Linked DNA regions of Homo sapiens: region 1 is linked to region 2. Evidence: read pairs that join two places in POLR2A ChIA-PET (ENCODE). Cell type or tissue: PC-3. All regions are shown on one strand. Region 1 overlaps DYNC1I1 (dynein cytoplasmic 1 intermediate chain 1). Region 2 overlaps DYNC1I1 (dynein cytoplasmic 1 intermediate chain 1).

Region 1 (4,000 bases), 60 kb before region 2:
GGGTGCAGTGGCTCACATCTGTAATCCCAGCACTTTAGGAGGCTGAGGTGGGTGGATCACCCGAGGTCAGGAGTTTGAGACTAGCCCGGCCAACATGGTGAAACTGCATCTCTACTAAAAATACAAAAATTAGCCAGGCATGGTGGCGCATGCCTATAGTCCCAGCTACTTGGGAGGCTGAGGCAGGAGAATTGCTTGAACCTGGGAGGCGGAGGTTGCAGTGAGCCAAGATCGCACCACTGCACTCCAGCCTGGGTGATAGAGCAAGACTCTGTCTCAAAAAATAAAAAGAAAAAGAGAAAGGAAACCAAAGCTACTATTCAACCTAATACTGGAAGTCTTAGCCAGATAAATTAGACAGAAAAAGAAATACATGTCATCCAAATAAGACAGAAGTAAAATGTCTCTTTTTGTAGATGACATGACCTTGTACGTAGGAAACTTTATAGACTCCACAAAAATTAATGCAAAAATTAAGTGTTTCTCTACACCAACAATGAACTATCTGAAAAAGAAATCAAGAAAGCATTTCCACTAATAATAGCATCAGAAAGAAAAAAACTTAGATTTAACCAAGGTGAAAAATCTCTACATAAAAGAACTATGAAGCATTTATGAAAAAAAATTGAAGACAAAGAAATGAAAAGACATTGTATGTTCATGGATTACACAAAACAATATTATTAAAATGTCCATACTGCCTAGAGCAGTCTACAGATTCAATAAAATCTCTACCAAAACTTAAATGATATTTTTCATAGAAATAGGAAAAAAATCTTAAAATTCATATGGAACCCCAAAAGACCTTGAATAACCAAAGCAATCTTTAGAAAGGTATTCTCAAGAGGTATCACACTGCTTGATTTCAAATTATACTACAAAACTATATTAATCAAAACAGTATGGAACTGTAACAAAAACAGGCATATAGGTCAGTGGGACAGAATGGAGATTCCAGAAATTAACTCACACATCTACAGTCAACTAATTTTCCATAATACAGACAAGAATACAAAATGGAAAAATGATAGTCTCTTCAATTCACGGTGTTGGGAATACTAAATATCCATATTTGAAAGAATGAAATTGGATCTTTATATCACACACATACATGTACACACAAAAAAAACTCAAAATGGATAAAAGATATAAATGTAAGACCTGCAACTATACAACTCCTAAAAGAAAATGTAAGAAATGAGATTTTCGACATTGGCCTTGGCAATGATTTTTTAGATATGACACCAAAAGCACAGGCAACAAAGGCAAAAGTAGACAAGCGGGACTACAGCAAGCTAAAAAGCTTCTGCACAATAAGAAAACAACCAGGACCAGGAGGAGCCAAGATGGCCGAATAGGAACAGCTCTGGTCTACAGTTCCCAGCGTGAGCGACGCAGAAGACGGGTGATTTCTGCATTTCCATCTGAGGTACCGGGTTCATCTCACTAGGGAGTGCCAGACAGTGGACGCAGGTCAGTGGGTGCGCGCACCATGCGCGAGCCGAAGCAGGGTGAGGCATTGCCTCACTGGGGAAGCACAAGGGGTCAGGGAGTTCCCTTTCCTAGTCAAAGAAAGGGGTGACGGACGGCACCTGGAAAATCGAGTCACTCCCACCCGAATACTGCGCTTTTCCGACAGGCTTAAAAAAGGGGGCACCACGAGATTATATAACGCACCTGGGTCGGAGGGTCCTACGCCCACGGAGTCTGGCTGATTGCTAGCACAGCAGTCTGAGATCAAACTGCAAGGTGGCAGCGAGGCTGGGGGAGGGGCGCCCGCCATTGCCCAGGCTTGCTTAGGTAAACAAAGCAGCCGGGAAGCTCGAACTGGGTGGAGCCCACCACAGCTCAAGGAGGCCTGCCTGCCTCTGTAGGCTCCACCTCTGGGGGCAGGGCACAGACAAACAAAAAGACAGCAGTAACCTCTGCAGACTTAAATGTCCCTGTCTGACAGCTTTGAAGAGAGCAGTGGTTCTTCCAGTACGCAGCTGGAGATCTGAGAACGGGCAGACTGCCTCCTCAAGTGGGTCCCTGACCCCTGACCCCCGAGCAGCCTAACTGGGAGGCACCCCCCAGCAGGGGCACACTGACACCTCACATGGCAGGGTACTCCAACAGACCTGCAGCTGAGGGTCCTGTCTGTTAGAAGGAAAACTAACAAACAGAAAGGACATCCACACCAAAAACCCATCTGTACATCACCATCATCAAAGACCAAAAGTAGATAAAACCACAAAGATGGGGAAAAAACAGAACAGAAAAACTGGAAACTCTAAAAAGCAGAGCGCCTCTCCTCCTCCAAAGGAATGCAGTTCCTCACCAGCAACGGAACAAAGCTGGACGGAGAACGACCTTGACGAGCTGAGAGAAGAAGGCTTCAGACGATCAAATTACTCTGAGCTACGGGAGGACATTCAAACCAAAGGCAAAGAAGTTGAAAACTTTGAAAAAAATTTAGAAGAATGTATAACTAGAATAACCAATACAGAGAAGTGCTGAAAGGAGCTGATGGAGCTGAAAACCAAGACTCAAGAACTACGTGAAGAATGCAGAAGCCTCAGGAGCCAATGCAATCAACTGGAAGAAAGGGTATCAGCAATGGAAGATGAAATGAATGAAATGAAGCAAGAAGGGAAGATTAGAGAAAAAAGAATAAAAAGAAATGAGCAAAGCCTCCAAGAAATATGGGACTATGTGAAAAGACCAAATCTACGTCTGACTGGTGTACCTGAAGGTGACGGGGAGAATGGAACCAAGTTGGAAAACACTGTGCAGGATATTATCCAGGAGAACTTCCCCAATCTAGCAAGGCAGGCCAACGTTCAGATTCAGGAAATACAAAGAACGCCACAAAGATACTCCTCGAGAAGAGCAACTCCAAGACACATAATTGTCAGATTCACCAAAGTTGAAATGAAGGAAAAAATGTTAAGGGCAGCCAGAGAGAAAGGTCGGGTTACCCTCAAAGGGAAGCCCATCAGACTAACAGCGGATCTCTCGGCAGAAACCCTACAAGACAGAAGAGAGTGGGGGCCAATATTCAACATTCTTAAAGAATTTTCAACCCAGAATTTCATATCCAGCCAAACTAAGCTTCATAAGTGAAGGAGAAATAAAATACTTTACAGACAAGCAAATGCTGAGAGATTTTGTCACCACCAGGCCTGCCCTAAAAGAGCTCCTGAAGGAAGCGCTAAACATGGAAAGGAACAATTGGTACCAGCCACTGCAAAATCATGCCAAAATGTAAAGACCATCAAGACTAGGAAGAAACTGCATCAACTAACGAGCAAAACAACCAGCTAACATCATCATGACAGGATCAAATTCACACATAAGAATATTAACTTTAAATGTAAATGGACTAAATGCTCCAATTAAAAGATACAGACTGGCAAATTGGATAAAGAGTCAAGACCCATCAGTGTGCTGTATTCAGGAAGCCCATCTCACATGCAGAGACACACATAGGCTCAAAATAAAAGGATGGAGGAAGATCTACCAAGCAAATGGAAAACAAAAAAAGGCAGGGGTTGCAATCCTAGTCTCTGATAAAACAGACTTTAAACCAACAAAGATCAAAAGAGACAAAGAAGGCCATTACATAATGGTAAAGGGATCAATTCAACAAGAAGAGCTAACTATCCTAAACATATATGCACCCAATACAGGAGCACCCAGATTCATAAAGAAAGTCCTGAGTGACCTACAAAGAGACTTAGACTCCCACACATTAATAATGGGAGACTTTAACACCCCACTGTCAACATTAGACAGATCAATGAGACAGAAAGTCAACAAGGGTACCCAGGAATTGAACTCAGCTCTGCACCAAGCAGACCTAATAGACATCTACAGAACTCTCCACCTCAAATCAACAGCATATACATTTCTTTCAGCACCACACCACACCTATTCCAAAATTGACCACATACTTGGAAGTAAAGCTCTCCTCAGCAAATGTAAAAGAACAGAAATTATAACAAACTATCTCTCAGAC
Region 2 (4,000 bases):
TCTACCCACTAGATGCCAGCCCTTTTCCCCAATTGAGATAATAAAAAATGTCTCCAGACATTGTCAAATGTCCCCTGGAGAAGACAATTGCTCCTGGCTAAGAACAACTGATCTAAAAACTTGCTGGGGTCAGGTGCAATGGCTCACACCTGTAATCCCAACACTTAGGAGGCTGAGGCAGAAGGACTGCTGGAAGCCACAAGTTCAAGACCAGCCTGGGCAACACAGCAAGACTCCATCCCTATGAAAAAAAAAATTTTTTAACCAGCTGGTGTGGTGGGACATGCCTGTAGTCCCAGTTACTTGGAAGGATGAGTTGGGAGAACTGCTTGAGCCCAGGAGTTGGAGTTGCAGTGAGTTATGATCATGCCACTGCTCTCCAGCCTAAGCAACAGAGTAAGACCCTGTTTGTAAATAAATAAATAAATAAATAAATAAAACTAAAAAGAAAAGAAAGCACTGGAATTAGCCCATCTTGTACTGAAAATCATTAAATAGAAGAAAGATAAAAGACAGCTATTCCCAGTCACCACTACTTGAGAGCAGAAAATGGGACCAGCCTCTGTGCAGCTCCTTCTGGCCCTACTCACCTCTAATTTGAGTCCCATACACAAAAGGCAATGGGCCTGACTGCCAGTAGCTGTGCCACACTGACCCATAACACACAGCACCTGTGCTAGATAAATGTGCAATCTTCAAACTGGCATTTGCATACCCCTGGCCTCCACAGTGGCTTTCTAAAGAGCCTGCAGGCAAGGGAAAAGTTAATGGCATTAATTTCCAGATCCGCAGCTTTTGCCTGTATGTTTTCCTAAAACTATCTACCGGAGAATGTGCCTGTGGTTGTAGAATTATTCGGGGCCCCTTTTTCCATCTCCATTTTCACAAAATGCCTTCTGCCATATAAGGTTAAAGACAAATATAAACTAAACAAACAAACAAAACCCCAAGAAATCCCAAATTTTACTGTGGTGCTTAACTGCAAGATATAAAAACATCCCTTTGTGAAAAGAGCTTCTTCACATACATTTTAAATTGAAGTTGGTATTTAGATTTTAATTGGATTCAAAGAATGATGTCACGGTTTTATTTTTAACTGTCAAAGTTTACAACATTCTGAAAATCACATTAATTGTGATTCTATAAATTTATGATGAAAAGCATTAGATGTAACCTTAAATGTGTGGAGGTGATGGAGCTGCAGAATTTTTAAAAAATTCTTGAGGGATTATAAAAGAGAAAAAAAAATGTTGGAAGAGCACTGAGTTAAAGCATAATGAAGCACACTGGAACGGTTACCAGGCAGGTCTGTTGATCAAGTACAATCGTCCTCTATAGTGCTTGAGATTCATTATTTTTATTATGAATACCCTCAACTCTGACCGAAATTTCTGCTTTGTGTGTTTGCCACATTGATGGCATTAGCTGTTCTGAACCCCCAAAATGAAACAGTGGGTTGTTCTATGCGATCATAGCAAGAATATAGGTAAGCGGAAAACTGTTAGCGCTTAAATAATAATTTGGAAGCAAGAACAGCTGCTAAAGAGGATTTCAAGACCAGTATGAACTGAAAACTAAAGAGCACGTAAGTCATCTGGTAAGTAGTGCCCCTCCCAGGATTTAGAAGCAAGTCAGTGTTCCGGATCATGACACAGCTGCTGTATCAGGGAAGCCTCAGAGGACAGAACAGCCTTAAAGTAAATTCATCTTTGCAGTGAATAAAGTTTTGATTTACAGTTACCCCTGCAAGATAGTTTTCAGGCTGTGTTAGGTGGGGGCTGCTGTGCATTTGGTACTCGGCAAGACACCTGGCGATGGGGGAAGCAAAAGTGTGGAGTTTCAACTCACCTTAAGTTAAAGCAGGGCTTGCTTTTCTTCTGCCACTCTGGGAGACATACAACTTGTTGTTGTTCCTTTGATAATATTTTAGGCTTTTCCTATCAGTGTGTGAACATATTTCTTGAGGGACTCTTAGTCCTGCCACAATAAAAAGCTACACTAAACAATACTTTTTTTGGTGTCCCACACAGGCAGAGAAACTATGAGCTATGGTAGGAAGAGAAGAAACAGACTTTGGAATCAGGCCCACCTGCATTTCAAATCCAGCCCTTCCACTATCTGGCTCCATATGGCCTTGACCAAGTGACTTAATCCCTCCAAGCATCTCCTTGTTTGTCAAAGAAAGAGAAAAATGTCCACCTTACAGGGATGTTGGGATGATTCAATGAACTAACACATCTATAAAGCACTGATTATGCACAGGGGAGATTCTCAATGAATGACAAGCCAAGCTAGGACTGCCTGCCACGCCTGGAGGCCTGACTCAGTTGCAGGCCTGACTCAGTGTCAGTTGATGTTTGCTATACCTGCCACCTGGACTCCTGGTGAAATGCCACAAAAATGTCCTGATAGCCAAGAACATTTTATTTTTGGCTGCCACTGGTAGGATAGCTTGGCTTTGTCTTCGATACATTTCAGCAGAGTGACCTCTGCTCCTCTCCCCTTTTTTAAACAGCATATGTAAACCAGTGATTCTTCCTGTATTTTTAGTTAGCAATATCCCCATTTTTTCCCTAGAAAACTACATTTATGCACAAATGCATGAAAATTTGCCTCAATTTTAGTGGGTTCAATGACCATCTGAAAACCATTCGTATGCCTCCCTTTTACAGTATCTATGGGTTTTTGTTTAAGAAGGTTCCTCCAACAAAGAATCAAGGATGTTTTATGAATATGTGAGCTCATGAGGATTAGCACCTAGGCAGAGGTATCTATGTTACGATGGAAACTTCACTCTGAGATTCTGGGGCCAGGCCTCACTCAGAGAGGAATCAAGGAACACAAGTCCAGGATATTGATGAAAAGTCTCTGTCAAGAGGAATAATTTTTTTCTTTTTTAAGACAGGGCCTTGCTCTGTCGCCCAGGCTGGACTGCAGTGGTGCAATCTCGTCTCACTGCAACCTCTGCCTCCTGGGCTCAAGTGATTGTCCTGTCTCAGCCTCCCGAGTAGCCTGGGATTACAGGCACGAGCCTCCAGCCTGGTCTCTAACTCCTGGCCTCAAGTGATTGGTCTGCCTTGGCTTCCCAAAGTGCTGAGATTACAGGTGTAAGCTACTGTGCCCAGTCAAGAGGAATAACTTTTACATGGACCTCGTCAAGGGTTTATACATTGCAAAGAAGAAAAATGAGAGTTGAATTAATTTGAGTTAACTCTCAAAACAAAAAAGTCAACTCTAGAAGTTCCTAGTTCCAGCACAGTTCCCAGGAGAATATATGTTCTCACATGCTCTAGGGGATGCAGAAGCCACAAAGATTTCTAGTAAAAGAGATCCCTGATTAAGGTAGCAACTATTTACACAGCATTTGAGATCCACAAAGTATAACAGCTACTTTCATTAAGGAGACAAAAACAATGCCATAATTTATTTTAAGGGGCCATGGGTCTACTTTGAGTGTGCATATATTATTCACAGTTACCAATCAACTGGCAAAAAGTGCGGCTATACTTGTGGCTTTAAGAAAATAACAATGGATCACACTGAAATTGGAGAGCAAACCTGAAAGATACAGACATACACTCGCTTTTTTGTCTCTCACACAGCACAATAGCCAAAATGGATGGGTCCTAGTTTTAGAGTCTTTGGAGAGATCTCATTTGAATCCTACCTCTGCCATTTATTAAATGATGTTGAGTATGTCATTTAACTCATTTAATTATTTGGAAAATATGGATAATAATGTCTACTTCATAGGATTAATATAAGAATTAAAATGAGATAAGAGAAGAGCTTGGTATTCAATATATGAAAATTAACCAGTGTAATTGTTTCATAGTACGGAAGAGAGAGGTTAAAACTCCTGGCCTGGAGTCAGGCCTTGATTCAAATGCTGCCTTGCTCAACTTAGTAGCTGAGCAAAAGTTACTTGACACCTTTGTGTCTTAGTTTCCTCATCTGTAAAACAGGATTACAAACAATATCTGCCTCATAAGATTTTTGT

Evidence for each region. ChIA-PET counts read pairs that join two places held together with the same protein. Peaks named below come from ENCODE experiments on the same cell type or tissue, not always from the same donor. Only the 100,000 strongest peaks of a DNase experiment are listed, where the experiment ranks them.
Region 1: POLR2A ChIA-PET joins it to region 2 with 5 read pairs; 2 of 35 experiments call an interaction of 5 or more read pairs at or near these places.

Annotation. Positions count from the first base shown.
Region 1 is chr7:95,835,327-95,839,326 of GRCh38, reverse strand. All of the region lies in intron 5 of DYNC1I1 (dynein cytoplasmic 1 intermediate chain 1), which reads right to left. Among named protein-coding and RNA genes, the nearest start is that of DYNC1I1, 65 kb to the right of the region's middle. RefSeq lists an enhancer at 1,645-2,261. In PC-3, no CTCF peak of the experiment used is centred here; no DNase peak of the experiment used is centred here.
Region 2 is chr7:95,775,091-95,779,090 of GRCh38, reverse strand. The region is part of intron 1 of DYNC1I1 (dynein cytoplasmic 1 intermediate chain 1); the gene reads right to left. Among named protein-coding and RNA genes, the nearest start is that of DYNC1I1, 4.5 kb to the right of the region's middle. RefSeq lists an enhancer at 1,292-2,491. In PC-3, no CTCF peak of the experiment used is centred here; a DNase peak (open chromatin) is centred at 2,280; H3K27ac peaks cover 917 bases.